Linked DNA regions of Homo sapiens: region 2 is linked to region 1. A link is a loop called in an ENCODE intact Hi-C map of the cell type or tissue named here. Cell type or tissue: heart right ventricle. All regions are shown on one strand.

Region 1 (8,000 bases):
AACTCCTGACCTCAGGCGATCCACCTGCCTTGGCCTCCCAAAGCGCTGGGATTATAGGTGTGAGGCACTGCGCCCAGCCTTTTTTTTAAAAAAAAATATTTTAAACCCAGTTTTACTCTTTACACATAGGAAGAAGCTTCTGACTTCATCACAGATGTCAGTGCCCTAGCTGCAGACCACCTGGCAAGCAGGACCTGAGCAGTGACACGCTGAAGGACAGATAACTGGATTATAAGTTCATTCCTTTATTTAGCCTATATATTGAAACTTTTAAAGTGGTATATGCATATACATTTTATCACCTATGAATTTAATTTAAATTAGGAAAGGAGCATTAAAATAATTTGCCAAAATAAGGAGGTGTAGGTTCTGGTACAGTTGAGAGTTATTGTCTATTTCAACACATGTATCTCTTTTTTAAAAATTTATTTTATGTTTATTTCAATAGTTTTTGAGGAACAGGTGGTTTGGGGTTACATGGGTAAGTTCTTTAGTGGTGATTTCTGAGGTGTCGGTTCACCCATCACCTGTGCAGTATACACTGTACCCCATGTGTAATCTTTTATCCTTCATCCCCCTCCCAGCCTTCCCCCCGAGTCCCCAAAGTCCATTATATCATTCTTATGCCTTTGCACCCTCATAGCTGAGCTCCCACTTAAAAGCGAGAACATACGATACTTGGTTTTCCATTCTTGAGTTACTTCACTTAGAATAATGGTCTCCAACTCTGTCCAGGTTGCTGTGAATGCCATTATTTCATTCATTTCTTATGGCTGAGTAGTATTCCATGGTGTATATATACCACATTTTCTTTCTCTACTCCTTGGTTGATGAACATTTAGGCTGGTTCCATATTTTTGCAATTGTGAGTTGTACTGCTATAGGCGTGCGTGCAAGTGTCTTTTTCATATAATGACTTATCTTCTGCTGGGTAGATAGATACACAGTAGTGGGGTGGCTGGATCAAATGGTAGATCTACTTTTAGTTCTTTAAGGAATCTCCACACTGTTTTCCATAGTGGTTATACTAGTTTACATTCCTACAAGCAGTGTAGAAGTGCTCCCTTTTCACCATATCCATGCCAACATCTATTATTTTTTGATTTTTTAATTATGGCCATTTGTGCAGGAGGAAGGTGGTATTGCATTGTGGTTTTAATTTGCATTTCCCTGATCATTACTGAGGTTGAGCATTTTTTCATATGTTTGTTGGCCATTTGTATACCTTCTTTTTAAAATTTTCTATTCATGTCCTTAGCCCACTTTTTGATGGGATTATTTGTTTTTTTCTTGCTGATTTGTTTGAGTTCCTTGTACATTCTGGATAGTAGTACTGTGTCAGATACATAGTTTGCAAATATTTTCTCCCGCTTTGACAACACATGCATCTCTTGATTTCCATTTCTTTTCAAGAAAATAGTGACTTGCTTATGAAAGGCATATACCAATCATAAACTGAGCTGGAACTCTCAGCGGGGTCTTTATCCTCCCTGCCCTGGTTCTTGACACTCCCCTCCCTGCTGTGGCTATAAAGCTTCACACCCAGGGAGTAGCCGGTGTGTCTCTTATGCCAATTCCTCTTATGTGACTCTTTCAGCAATTTAACCTTTCTTTTTCTATTTTCTTAAAGCATTAAATGGAGACCTATAAACGTTACTTCATGGACAGCTGCAAAGATTAAATGAATTTATATTGGAAAGTTGTTTAAAACAGCCCAGCTGGTAACAAGAACTGTGTAAATATGACCAATTGTTTCTGTTTGGTCCACTGATTTACTTATTCTGTCTCTGCATCCATGTGGGGTATAGTCATCAGAATTACTAAGACTTTATAATAAGTTGCCATCTAGTTAGACAGAAATGTTCCTCTTCATGATTGTCTTGGTTAGTCTTGGTGTTTTAATGCTTTCATAATATTTGCTCCTACCTATTTTACTAATTAATATATGCAGAAACTCACAACTCACACAGTACAGATCACATAAAATATCATCTTCATCCTTCCCACCCTATTTCCCCGAAGGTTATGACATGCACCTGTTGAGTATATATGTTCTCCAGGTCTCTTTCTCTCTATATATAGCTACATATCTATATACATATATAGAGAGATATATATAGATATCTATATATATCTCTCTATCTCTATATAGATCTCTATATATCTCTCTCTATATGTATATATGGAGATATATAGATAGATACTTACATACATACATACATACATACATACATACATACATACATAGATATATATTTTAGAGACAGAGTTTCACTCTTGTTGCCCAGGCTGGAGTGCAGTGGCACAATCTCAGCTCACTGCAACCTCCTCCTCCCAGGTTCAAGCAATTCTCCTGCCTCAGCCTCCCGAGTAGCTGGGATTACAGGCACCCATCACTAGACCCAGCTAATTTTTTGTATTTTTAGTAGAGATGGGGTTTCATATTTATTTAAAAATAACTTACTTTCAAATACATTAAGTAACAGCAAGTTTTTCCAGACAGGAATACCAATTTCTCCTTAGGATCTTTAATGCCAAGGATGTAAAACTAATGGATGTGGGGAGATTTTTAGCTAAGAAATGAAAGGTTTTATTCTGGATCTTGGCCTTTACACATTGCAATTATTTTGCTGAAGTTCATTCATGTATTAATCGCGATGAGTACTGAGACCCTATCTTGTGTAAAGGTAAGTATAGAAAAGTACTCGTCCTTGAGTCTTCTGGGCTGGTGGGCACGGCCGACACTTAAGTGAATAACTGATGTATAAAACACTAAGTGTGATCACAGATATAGGTCCAGGGGCTGCGGAACAGGAGCCAGAGCCACGGAGAGGAGCAAAGGAGACGACAGGAGGAAGCGCAGGCTTGGAAAATCCTTGGTAGAGAGCACAGATTTAGAGAAGAAGGCGGACCAGGAGTTCCCCCACTAAAGGGCATCCTAAACAGAAGGAAGGAGACAAAGGCAGACAGAGGACCATGGAAGGCCATGACGGTGCCTGAAAGCAGCCACAATCCCAGCGTCACAGACCAGAGTCAGGGCTGTCAGAGAGGCCGCCCAGGGCACGAAGGAACATGCTCGCTGCACAGAGCGACTTTACATTTAAATTCTTTCTTTTGGGCAATTAAGGGACCACAGAGGACATGAGGCTGAGGTGCAGCTACTCCAGGGTCTCTGCACCTGCAGATATTGGCCCGAGATGGCAGCAAAACGGGGAGCAGGAGGACTCACAGGAGGGTGGATGAACCCTGGATTCTGCTAAGTCACAGTCGTCATGTCTCACAGTTGCTGGCAGGAACTGCGTGAGCGTGTGGGTCCCCCGGCTCTCTCTGTGCCAGACAACCATACCCGTGGGAAGAGCCATCACTTACCACTCTGCAAACCACATTAAGTGAGGGCCTGTGGCTTCCGACAGTTGCTTTCCTTCATGTTGCTCTGATGGAACCACCAGGGACATCAAGCCCAAGCCCTTGGGCTCATTAGCATGGTGCTGGGACAAGTCCCCCAAACAAACGGGCACAGGTTCCAGGCTATTTTTATTTCCATCTGACTCAGCACAGCCTAATAACCCTTGGTGTGCAATGAAAAACACCACACTTGCGTGCAAGAGCCTATTGACGTCCCGTAATATCAGGGTAGGCAGCTACCTGCTCTCTGCCAGTGCTTACTGTTGGGCTGGAAGAATGATACTGGAAACAGTGAGCCAACTCTGTGATGTAAGCCTCTCAGCAGGGAGATCTGTGCAATTCATGCATTACAAATGCACAATCAGGGAGCTTTCTCATGACAAAAAGGAATCAAATCCTGTCTATTATTGAGAAGTCCTCCTTTAGGTGAGCAGCAAAGCGCAGGCAGCTTTGCAAAGCAGCAGCATGCTGTTAGCAAGGTCTGGAAGGTCACACCTCTGGATAGGATGTTTATCATGATACAAACATATAAACTAACACCATGGATAAGCAATTGATTCTTCAAAGAAGAGCCTTTCTCATGAAAATCCTGAAATAATATATGGAGTTTAGGGGGAATGAACAGAACTGCAAGCGGATATAAGCTCTTCCATCTTGCCAGTTTTCCCTTATGTAATAATTTCCTTCTATTGACATAAGGAATAATGTTTCATAGCCTACTGCTTTTCCTCCCCAAGCCGCACTGCACTTTTGCAATGCCAGGAAACTCTAATCAGTACACTCTGCCCTCTGGTGTCCACACTCAAAAAGCACATCACCCTGTTTTTTTCCCTCCAACATTAGCATGTGTACCAGGCACGTGGATGAAAATGATTAGCTACTAGGGGGATTGTATTTGTTTGCTTAAAACTGTTGATTTTTCTGTTTTCAAGGGATCGAGATTTTAGACTAATTTAGCTGCATTTTTCCCTTGTATCACAGAGGGAAGTTGAAGAAAGAAGAAAGCCCCCTCTCTTTTCCCCAGCAGTAAGACAACGGTGTCCTCTTTTACTCTCATTTGAAGACATCCTAGAACATAACTTATGTGAAGGCTTAGTATAAAATACGGGCACAAACAGGATCCAACATAATAAAATGTTTTTAGCGGAGAAAAATGATATCTGGCATTTGTTTCAAATCATAGTGGTAGTGAAATGGATGAAACGAGATTGCCGAAGCCTTGATAATTATACAGCTGGGTCATGGGTACAACTGGCTTATCGCCTAATTCCCTCCACTTTTCCGTATGTTTGGAAATTTCCAGGAATCAAGTTTTTCCCCATCTTAGTCTGATGCAGACTGAGCTACTATGTCTGAAGGATAAAGATGTGACATTCTAACATGTGAACCAGGGCAGTGGAAGGAATACGGCTTTAGAAATCAGAAACACGTGAATTCTCACCCCGCTTCGAACTCTTGCTGACTGCAAGGCCTTCGGAGGGTCACTCCATCTCTCTTCATCTAAGCTAGTTTCCATATTTGTAAAATGAGAATAATGAAACCTCCCACACAAGGTTATTCCAGGGATAAAGAAAGAGAAAATGCCTGGCACACAGAAGGCAAATGACGTAGCTTCCCTTTCTCCTTTTTCCAGCAGCCCTCAGATAAATAAATCCCAATGGTCAAAAAAATACAACCAGTATGAATAACTCATTAGGAATAACCCTGGCAAACCCTGATTGAGACGTTTTGTTTGCTCTATTTCAGTCTTTCATGGTGAAATTCATCATAACATCATTCCACCTTTATCAGCAAAAAACAAATAAAATAGCATGCATGCACATACATGATAAGCTACTATTTCATACTATATGTTGTCTTGATTGGTTTTATATTCAAGCGTTCCTGCTCAATAACACTGATGTATCTCAGGCCTCTATTATTTCAAAGAGGATGGATTAAAGGCAATATGAAAGAACAGCTATTCATGCCATACTATCTTTATATAATACAGTTCATCTGGCAATTTCCAGAGTTTGGCCCATGGGTAATTCACTTATTGGGAATGGTTTGAGTGAACACTACAAATACAGTTTCCCATACCTTCAATTAACCAAATGATGTGAAGAATTATCTGTGCTAATTTAAATTTTCTGTTAAACTAAGCATTAAACAGAGGGCCGTCTTTGTTTACAGTGGATTTTAATGAAGGAAACTGACTTAGCTATTTTCCTTAAGAATTTTGCATGACCTCATTAATTAATTATGTCATTCAGGAAAAAAAAATCTTAGAGAAGCAAATATAGAAGCTGATGGAAAATTTGACAGCATGTATATTAGAGGCAAGCCTTTTGCCTATTAGCATGTCATCTAACTGATCACATAAAACACTTAAAATTTGTCAGGACCTTTTAAAAATGAACAAAAATGTCATAAAATAATAGATGCATCACAACTATCTTCTGAGAAATAAATGCATTTATTTGTCTCACTTTTTAAAGGAGAAAATCAAACCGAGGCTTAAGGTTTTCTTCCATATAATTAATTTGTGACCGAGCCAGGATTCAGAGCCAGGTGGTCTGACTGCCTAAGAAGCTCTTTCTGCCACTCACACCCTGCCAATCTCTGTACACAGTGAACGACACAGTCCACAATTACCTGATACCTCGGTATGGAGCTCTAGGGAAACTTTCTTCTCTTTTGCTGCCTTACCTAAATTCCTGATAGTACACAGTGAACGGCACAGTCCACAATTACCTGATACCTCGGTGTGGGGATCATTGCATATGAGAAACTGTTGTGTTTTGTTTTGAGACGGAGTCTCGCTCTATTGCCCAGACTGGAGTGCAGTGGCACAATCTCGGCTCACTGCAAACTCCGCCTCCCGGGTTCACGCCATTCTCCTGCCTCAGCCTCCCGAGTAGCTGGGACTACAGGCGCCCACCATCACACCCGGCTAATTTTTCGCATTTTTAGTAGAGACGGGGTTTCACTGTGTTAGCCAAGATGGCCTGAAATCTCCTAACCTCGTGATCCGCCCGCCTCGGCCTCCCAAAGTGCTGGGATTAGGGACGTGAGCCACTGCGCACGGCCCCATAGTTCTTTTTTTAAGTTGTCCAAATAATTGGGCATTTTGCAAAGCTACCTTTAAGAAGATGCCACTTGAAGGAGGAATAAACACTGACTTGATTAATTCATCTAACTCTATCAGACACAGGAACACTGATTTGTTATTAAATGAAGTATCATCAAAAGAAGATAAATAACCAATGGTCCATGACAACCTAGCTCTCAGTCAGGTTTAAATTTTTGAAAAAACAAAATACTGTGCTTAATTCCAAATAAGAATAAAAAATATAAATAATGGGCCAAAGACTTTTAAAACTATAATTTGAACATTCTCAAAAATTATACTTTATTTTCAGACTCTGGAGTCCACAGTTTAACTCTTGAAAAGTAGTCACTAGAGCATGCTTGTATCAAAACATCTTATGTACCCCATAAATATATACTAGGTGCCCAAAAAATAAAAAAATTAAAAACTTTAATAAAAAGAAAAATAGCCACCAGAAAACACTCTTCATTGAATTAGTCCTCTTAATTGATTTTTTGACTTCTATATTTTATTTCTAAGTCGATATGTTTTAAAAATAATGATTATGCAGGCTTTCCATTCAGAATATGGAAATCATCTGGAATTTGGTTTTAGGGGACTCTCTCTTGACCCAGCCGTGCCCTTCACTATTTTACAGTCCAATTATCTTCCTCCCACGGGGGCTGGAGCCCTGTGCATTACTTATGGGACAGGCTCTTAGATGTGTGGCATTGACATCTTTGTGGCTGGGTTTTTATCTGTCTCATAAAAGAGGTGTGTGCATGCCTGTGTCTGTGTCTGTGTCTGTGTGCATTTGTGTAAGTGCACGGGAGATCAAACCTCAATGTAATCTGACAATTCTCATAGGTTAATTTCCAATCATCAGACTTTAAAGCAGTGAATTAAGCCTCTGGTGGCCCAGTTTACTAAATTTCCAACAGTTAACATCTAGTCTCCAAGTGTCCTTCAGACCTAAGACCCGCCCGGGCGCCGAGGCTGATCCCGTGGGCACCTGTTTGTGGGCTTAGCGGCATCTCTGCTTCTGGCCTTTATCCCCCCACCTGACACTCAGCAGCTGCTGTCTGGGAAGAGGAGGGCCTGTGCAGCAGCCCGGAAGAAACCCCCACACTCATCCCCCTGTGCTACGTGCCTCGGGTTCGTGTTAATCCGACTTTGGTCACCTCAGCCTCAACCACACCTGTGCTCCTGCCAAAGCCACCCTCCCTGCAGACACCAGCTGCCCTCCAAGGCCGGGGCCACTGGGCCCTTTCCCAATTCAGGTTACTTGTCTGCTATGAGCCTGCCTTTTTTGCTTTCTTAGAGGTAGCTTTCTCCTGGATTCTAACAGCATCTTCTTCCCATCCTTTTTTCCAGGCCTTCCCTGAGGCCAGAAGCCTGTAAACATGGGAGTCACCCAGCTTGTTCTCCAGCCCTCTCCTCTTATTACACTGCCCATTGCTTCTGGGTAATCTCTCAATTCTTATTACTCCAAGAATCAACAATAGAATAATAACCTCAAAAT
Region 2 (8,000 bases), 430 kb before region 1:
AGTGTCTGGGCAGAGATGGAGAATCCAGGTATAAGATAACAAGATGGAACTGCATAGGAGACAGGAGTTCACTAAAGGGGGGCTATCTTGGAGCAGTATCCCAAGCTGGAAGGCAAGAGTTCGAGTTGCTTTTCATAGAGCCAAGCCCTGGATAGGGAAGGAACAGAGGGAAATAGACGCTATATATAGTTGAGACAGTTTAACTGTTCTTTGCTTACAAAGCAAATAATACATAGCAGAGTTGGGGCTAGAACATCTTTTCTCAAATTTCTAATCGGAGACTCTTTCAATTAAGTTGAATGGGGGAGAGAGATTAATAATAAGTTCTTCCTCCAAGATCTGAAAAACTGTCACTTCCCCAAAATATTAGATTGATTCTGAGTTGCTCCAAAAGGAATAATTGAACCCAAGCATAGAACATTCTGGGGACAAATTTTATCTTAATATTATAGAGCCATGTAACAATCATCACTGGCTTCCTCACTAAGAGCACTGAACTATTATTACTTGATCGATACATTCAGACACAGATTGGCTGACCACAGGCCAGGGGTTGCTGAGAGATTTCTTTATTGGGTGGATGATTGGTGAGATGACATCAAACCCTCTCCAGTCCTGCTCTTGCCTGCTGCTTCCTCACATAACTGACTTATGTTCACATCAAAGCCCTGGTTTGGAATGTCCTGCTAATTTATGCCCATGCATTCCTTTAACATCTGATTTTCAAATCACCTCTCCAAAGTCTTCAAAGACTAACCCTTCTCTGTATTTTCCATCTCACTTTGACTTAAAACTTATTATGGTTTCTTACTGGGGCATATCAGGGCGGGGAGCAAGGGGAGGGAGAGCATTAGGACAAATGCCTAATGCATGCAGGGCTTAAAACATAGATGACGGGTTGATGGGTGCAGCAAACCACTATGGCACATGTAAACCTATGTAACAAACATGCACATTCTGCACATTTATCCCAGAACTTAAAGTAAAAAAAAAAATTATGGTTTCTTAAAACTCTTTATTTGATTATGCTTTCTAAATATTGTCTACTTGCACTAATGTTCATTTCTTCAAAACTTCTCTGTCATTCCACAAGTATCAAGAGCCTTCCATCACTCAACTTAAAGTGCTTTTTATTATGAAGGGCATACAGTTGCTGCTTAACACACTCAATGGCCATCAAAGAAAAAATGCCTCAGGAGATTGACTAATATACTTTGTTCACTTGGAAACCAATTTATCTATCTGCTGGAGGCTTTGGCAAACTCACAGTGACCCAGGGCTAGAAAAGTATGATGTGAAATTTCCAGGCTCTCGGAAAACTTTCTAGGGGAATTATTCCCAACAGTGTTAATCTATTGCTACTAGAAAGGGAAAATGTGTATGTATGCATTCATCATCCTCCTAACTGAAAGTGCAGAAAGAAATGTTTGATAGCGCTTCTCTGTAGTTATCCCCTGATCACACTAAGCAGCTTCTAAAAGGTGGGGAGAGAAGCACCTGACTTTTGCTATCATAAATATAGATCTTAATTTTAAGAGAGAAAGGAGAAATCATGTTTTTCTCTTTCAGATAATATGGGTCATCATCTTTTTACGCCTTTAGCATTATATCCATGAAAGAATGAAGAAGTTGCTTTAAAATTGGTTATTTGGAGGAACTTAATGAAACACTGAGTATCACATTAATTTGATACTAAATAAGCCAAACAAGACAGCACTCATTTTATTATAAAGAGGATGTTCCTTCTCAAAGCATTAGCCATTTGAATAATGCAGAGTAAATATGCCAATGTGATTCTTTTTAAGATAGTTGTATTATTATGAAATATACCATTAAACACAAAAAAATCTCAGGAATGTGGGTTTCTATATATTCAATAGTCACCCTCTAAAGACACATTTCTCCTGGTAGCACAAAAAATTGTGAAACTTAAAAAATCTTTACTGAAAATTCTTGAGAGCATTGAAAGGGATAAGAATATCATCCAATATCAACTGTGTCAGAGTTCAGGCCATTCTGAACACAACAAAAACTGAGAAAAAAAAAACTGTGTGTAAAATCCTACAAAAAAAGGAGCTACATCCAAATAGCAGAGTTAAGATCTCCAAAAATCTCTTCCAGAAAAGCAATGAGATTGCAAACATTGTCAAAATCAACTTTTTCAAATCTTGGCAATTAAACAATGACTTCCAACAGTCTTAAATAAGTATCTCTAAGTCTATACTGATATTAATAAATGATTCAATAAATAAATAATAAATACATAATTTATAGATAAATAAATATAAATAAATGGGGGAGAGTAGACAAATCTTCCATATGGAAGAATTCCAGGTAATTTCTACAGATACCCTGCTCTCAAGAAGAAAGAGCATTGCCTTCCACTCCAAGTGAGGGCTATGCATAGTGACTTCCTTCCAAAGAGCACAGTATAGAAAGAGGGGTAAAAAAATGTAGTTACAGTAGAGAAAATGACAAGTACGACTTTAGCCAGGTGATCAAGGTCAACACCAATGGCCATAAATCATGTTGATAGCCTGTTCCTTAGATATGTGATGAGAAAGGCATTTTACTTCTGTAGTCTTCCTCCCAAAGCCCTATAAACCCAGTCTACTTAGGAGGGAAAATGAAACAAAACAAAACAGAAATGATGCAATTGAAGAATATTCTATAAAAGACGTGACCCATGTTCCTCAAGTACCCTTTTGTCAAGGTCACCCAAATCAAGAAACAGGAACTTCTGCGAAGCTGTCACAGCAAGAGGAACTGAAAGAGATGCACTGCGGTGTCCCGGATGGGATCCTTGGGAGATAAAGGGGACATTAGGTGAAAGCTAAGAAAATCTGAATTAAGCATAAATTTTGTCTAACAGTGATGCATTATATCAATACTATTAATTCATTGTGTCAAACGTTGCATAATATATAAGATGATAATAATAGGGGAAAATGGGTTTGGGGCATGTGGAAACTTTCTGTACTACCTTTGCAACTTTGCTATATATGTAAATCTATTCTAAAACATAAAAAGTTTATTTTAAAAAGTCTTTCAGAATAAAATTAAGCCAAGGATTAGTATGGGCTGAGAGGTCTGTGCCAGACTACAGGGGATCCTGCCAGCTCTGGAATCCCAGGAATCTGAGTTGGAAGTCTCTGAAGAGACTACAGTATTTAGACTTTCCAGATGCTGCTGTCCAGAACACAAGTGTAAATCATACATTCCAGGTAGTCAAGAGACAGTCTCCTAGTTCTGATTCTGCAATTACAAAATGGAATAGTTTTTGTCAGCTTAATTCACTAAACATTTATGATCCTTACTTTCCTAAACTGCAAAATCTCTTTCAACATGGTAACTTTGACTGCATGGACCCAGATATGCATATATTAGGTAATGCATGATTGAGGATTTAAAACCACAAACGACAAGTTTCAAAAACATGTAATTTTAATAGCATTCCACAGCAAAAAAAAAAAACACCCTGATACTGTATATTTTCCATTACCGTTTTGTCTTTTTAACCAAAAACTGCCTAAATTTGTAAAAGATAAACTTGGATATTTTTAGTTAAGAAAGGCTATTTTGAGAGGCAGTATTTAATTTGCATTTTGAGGAATATGGTATTGAGCTTTTGGGTTGTAATGATCTGTTGGACAAGAAAAGAAGAATGAGACAGGAGTAATTTTTCATAAAAATTAGGTCCCATACGTTGATCCTTGAGTTATCTATTCTTGTACTCACATCTCTTTTAAATCATACCTAACTACAGTTTAAAAATAATTATTGAGGCTCTTGGCTTTGGCAGAAAGCAGTGCTCTTGCTCAAATGATCATACGTCACATCGCTAATGTTATTATAAATGACAGGCAGCTAAATTTACACTCACGATAAGATTATATATTAATAAGTGATTTAATAGGTCGGTGATCAAGAAATCATACACCTAGTTAACAAGCCAGACAGTAACTGTCTTCATGCTTATTTGCTACACATGTACAATATACACATCTGCCACAAGATAATACATCTCTTTAAATGCCAGCCTCGCCATCAATTCTCCAGCTAGCTAAAAATAGCACCTGTTATTGCAATTTAAAAGTGTATCCTTAGCCACTAGAGGGCACTGTTTCATAAAATGCTCTAAACACTATTAAGGCTGTTAAGAAAACTAATTAAAAATAATAGTGAGTAGAGGTCAACTGAAGACACATTTCTAAATTCATCAATGTTAGCAAGCAGGGATCATTCAGCTAAAAGGATACTTTGTTGTTTTTATTACTTATCTATAAATCAGGAACATTGGTTTTTTTTCATCAACTTTTAAGTTTCAGGGTACATGTGCAGGATGTGCAGCTTTGTTACATGGGTAAACATGTGCCATGGTGATTTGCTGCACAGATCAACCCATTACCCAGATATTAAGCCCAGCAACCATTAGCTAGTCCTCCTGATGCAGAAGCATTGGGTTTTAATCGCAGTTTTTCATTTAGAGACTGACGTGTCAATTCTTTAAGTCTCAAAAACATCTGTAAGCCTCAGTTTCCTTACCCCAAAAAATCAAACATCTGTGGAACCTTTACACAAAATATTTGATGCTGATCTTAAATGTTGTGGCTATGAGGGTCACAGGTTTCTTGAAATGCTCCTTTACTGAGAAGCTTTTGCTGTTAGATTTGACAAAATGCTTACTTAGCTAAAGTCAAACAATAATCGCAGATTCTAAAGCAAAAGTTGTATTCTTTAATGTCATTTATGGTGGCCAAAATTGTGTGTTCCCAGAGTGCTTTCAGTCAAGAGAGCCCACCTTGCCTCCAGTAGTTACATAAGAAAAGCCTGGTCAGGTACATCGTGTAGGTGAAGAAAGGAATGGCTGAGAGGCAGCAATCAATTGGGTAGTAAGCATGGAACCTGGGACTGGAGTACCTGTCTATTGGCTTCAAACCACATGCTCTTTGGATTTTACCTTGAGGCTCTGTTTCCTTATGAATCACCTGGCCTGGCAAGTGAAGATGCTCTGTGAATACTTGTTGAATAAGCAAATATAAGGACAAACATACAAAGGGCTAAGCCTGTCACTTTGTCCATTTGGCCAAGGGGTTTTAATAGTGTAAATAAAGGCTGTACTGTATTGCAAGGTGTAGCTTCAACTCTCTGATCTCCAATTTTCCCTTCTAGAGCAGAAACAGAGGAAGCAAGGATCAGGAGAATTCTTAGGAAATCCAGGACCACACATAGAACCGTCCATGGTAGCCGTTATTCTGCTGTTGACCAGATAGAGACCTTAAAAGACAAGTTCAAGTTTTTTGATGATGAGCATCACAGCCATCATCAGAACTGAGTCACAGGCATGTGAAACATTTTCACTAGAGTCTTTAAAAGACTCTTTTGCATGTTGTCATTTTCCTTCCCAGCTGCTATTTACATCCTGTCAACAGAGCAGTCTCCATTAACTTTTCCCTCCATGAAAACTCCCTAGGCTGGCCTTCCTACGAACTACAAAATAGAGTTCAGTCTCCTTACCTGACATTCAATATAATGTAAATTCACCCCAAATTCAACTCATAAGTTGTATTAGTCCATTTTCACACTGCTGATAAAGACATACTCGAGACTGGGCAATTTTAAAAAGTAGGTGGTTTATTGGACTTACAGTTCCATGTGGCTGGGGAGGCCTCACAGTCACAGCAGAAGGTGAAAGGCACGTCTCACATGGCAGCAGACAAGAGAAGAGAGCTGGTGCAGGGAAACTCCCCTTTTTAAAACCCTCAGATCCCATGAGACTTATTTGCTATCACTAGAACAGCGCAGGAAAGACCCACCCCCATAATTCATCACCTCCCACTAAGTTCCTCCCATGACACATGGGGATTGTGGGAATTACAATTCAAGATGAGATTTGGGTGGGGACAGAGCCAAATCATATCATTCCACCCCTAGCCCCTCCCAAATCTCATGTGCTCACATTTCAAAACCAATCATGCCTTCCCAGCAGTCCCCCAAAGTCTTAACTCATTTCAGCATTAACTCCAAAGTCCACAGTCCAATGTCTCATATGAGACAAGGCAAGTCCCTTCTGTCTATTAGCGTGTAAAATCAAAAGCAAGTTAGTTACTTCCTAAATACAATGGGGGTACAGGCATTGGGTAAATACGGCCATTCCAAATGTGAGAAATTGGCCAAAACCAAGGGGCTACAGGACCCATGCAAGTCCAAAATCTAGCAGGGCAGTAAAATCTTAAAGCTCCAAAATGATCTTTTTTGACTCCATGTCTCACATTTCGGTCATGTTGATGCAAGAGGTGGGTTCTTATGGTTTTGGGCAGCTCCACTCCTGTGGCTCTGCAGGGGACAGCCTCCCTTCAGGCTGCTTTCATGGACTGGCCTTGAGTGTCTGTAGCTTTTCAAACATGTGTGGTGCAAGCTTTCAAGGGATCTACCATTCTGGGGTCTGGAGAACAGTGGCCCTCTTCTTATAGCTCCGCTAGGCAGTGCCCCAGTAGGGATTCTGTGTCGGGGCTCCAACCCCACATTTTCCTTCCACACTGCCCTAGCAGAGGTTCTCCATGAGGGCCCCACCCCTGCAGCAAACTTCTGCCTGGGCATCCAGGTGTTTCCATACATCTTCTGAAATCTAGGCAGAGGTTCCCAAACCCCAATTCTTGACTTCTGTGCACCCACAGGCTCAATACCATGTGGAAGCAGCCAAGACTTGGGGCTTGCACCCTCTGAAGCTACAGCCCAAACTCTAACTTGGGCCATTTCAGCCACAGCTGGAGTCACTGGGACACAGGGCACCAAGTCCCTAGGCTGCACACAGCACATGAACCCTGGGCCCAGTCCACCAAACCACTTTGTCCTCCTAGGCTTCCAGGTCTGTGATGAGAGGGGCTGCTGTGATGACTCTGACATGGCCTGGAGACATTTTTCCCCAGGATCTTGGGAATTAACATTTTACTCCTCATTACTTATGCAAATGTCTGCAGCTGGCTTGAATTTCACCTCAGAAAATGGGATTTTTTTTTTCTATCATGTTGTCAGACTGCAAATTGTCCAAACTTTCATGCTCTGCTTCCCTTATAAAACTGAATGCCTTTAATAGCACCCAGGTCACCTCTTGAATGCCTTGCTACTTAGAAATCTCTTCAAGCAGATAACCTAAATCATCTCTCTCAAGTTCAAAGTTCCACAAATCTCTAGGGCAGGGGCAAAATGCCACCAGTCTCATTGCTAAAACATAACAAAAGTCATCTTTGCTGCAGTTCCCAACTAGTTTCTCATCTCTGTCTGAGACCACCTCAGCCTGGATTTCATTGTCCATAGCACTATCAGCATTTTGGGAAAAGCCATTCAACATTCAACAAGTCTCTAGGAAGTTCCAAACTTTCCCACATTTTCCTTCTTCTGAGCTCTCCAAACTGTTCCAACCTCTGCCTGTTACCCAGTTCCAAAGTCATTTCCACATTTTCAGGGATCTTTTCAGCAGTGCCCCACTCTACTGGTACCAATTTACTGTATTAGTCCATTTTCAGGCTGCTGATAAAGACATACCCAAGACTGCGCAGTTGACAAAAGAAAGAGGTTTATTGGACTTACAGTTCCACGTGGCTGGGGAGGCCTCACAATCCTGGTGGAAGGTAAAAGGCATGTCTCATATGGCAGCGGTCAAGAGAACAGAACTGGTGCAAGGAAACTCCCCTTTTTAAAACCATCAGATCTCATGAGACTCATTCGCTATCAGGAGAACAACGCAGGAAAGATCCGCCCCCATAATTCAGTCACCTCCCACCAGGTTCCTGCCACAACACATGGAAATTGTGGGAATTACCATTCAAAATGAGATTTGGGTAGTGACACAGCGAAACCATATTATAAGCTTTATCTCTCACTATTCCTTTTTATAGAAATGGTGCCAACTGGGATGTATTTCTCTTAGACAAAATTCCCATAACAAAAGTCATCATTTTAACTATTTTACAGTGTGCAATTCAATGTTTTTTAGAATG

The links. A loop is a pair of places that touch in the nucleus more often than their neighbours do. Peaks named below come from ENCODE experiments on the same cell type or tissue, not always from the same donor. Only the 100,000 strongest peaks of a DNase experiment are listed, where the experiment ranks them.
Region 2: a loop joins it to region 1, with 18 times the contacts of the local background. A loop is called at or near these places in 19 of 110 quality-filtered maps.

Annotation. Positions count from the first base shown.
Region 1 is chr7:154,068,247-154,076,246 of GRCh38, reverse strand. All of the region lies in intron 1 of DPP6 (dipeptidyl peptidase like 6), which reads right to left. Among named protein-coding and RNA genes, the nearest start is that of DPP6, 20 kb to the right of the region's middle. In heart right ventricle, a CTCF peak has its summit at 4,199 (motif pointing left); no DNase peak of the experiment used is centred here; H3K27me3 peaks cover 1,128 bases.
Region 2 is chr7:154,500,272-154,508,271 of GRCh38, reverse strand. The region is part of intron 3 of DPP6 (dipeptidyl peptidase like 6); the gene reads right to left. Among named protein-coding and RNA genes, the nearest start is that of PAXIP1-AS2, 420 kb to the left of the region's middle. In heart right ventricle, a CTCF peak has its summit at 4,122 (motif pointing right); no DNase peak of the experiment used is centred here.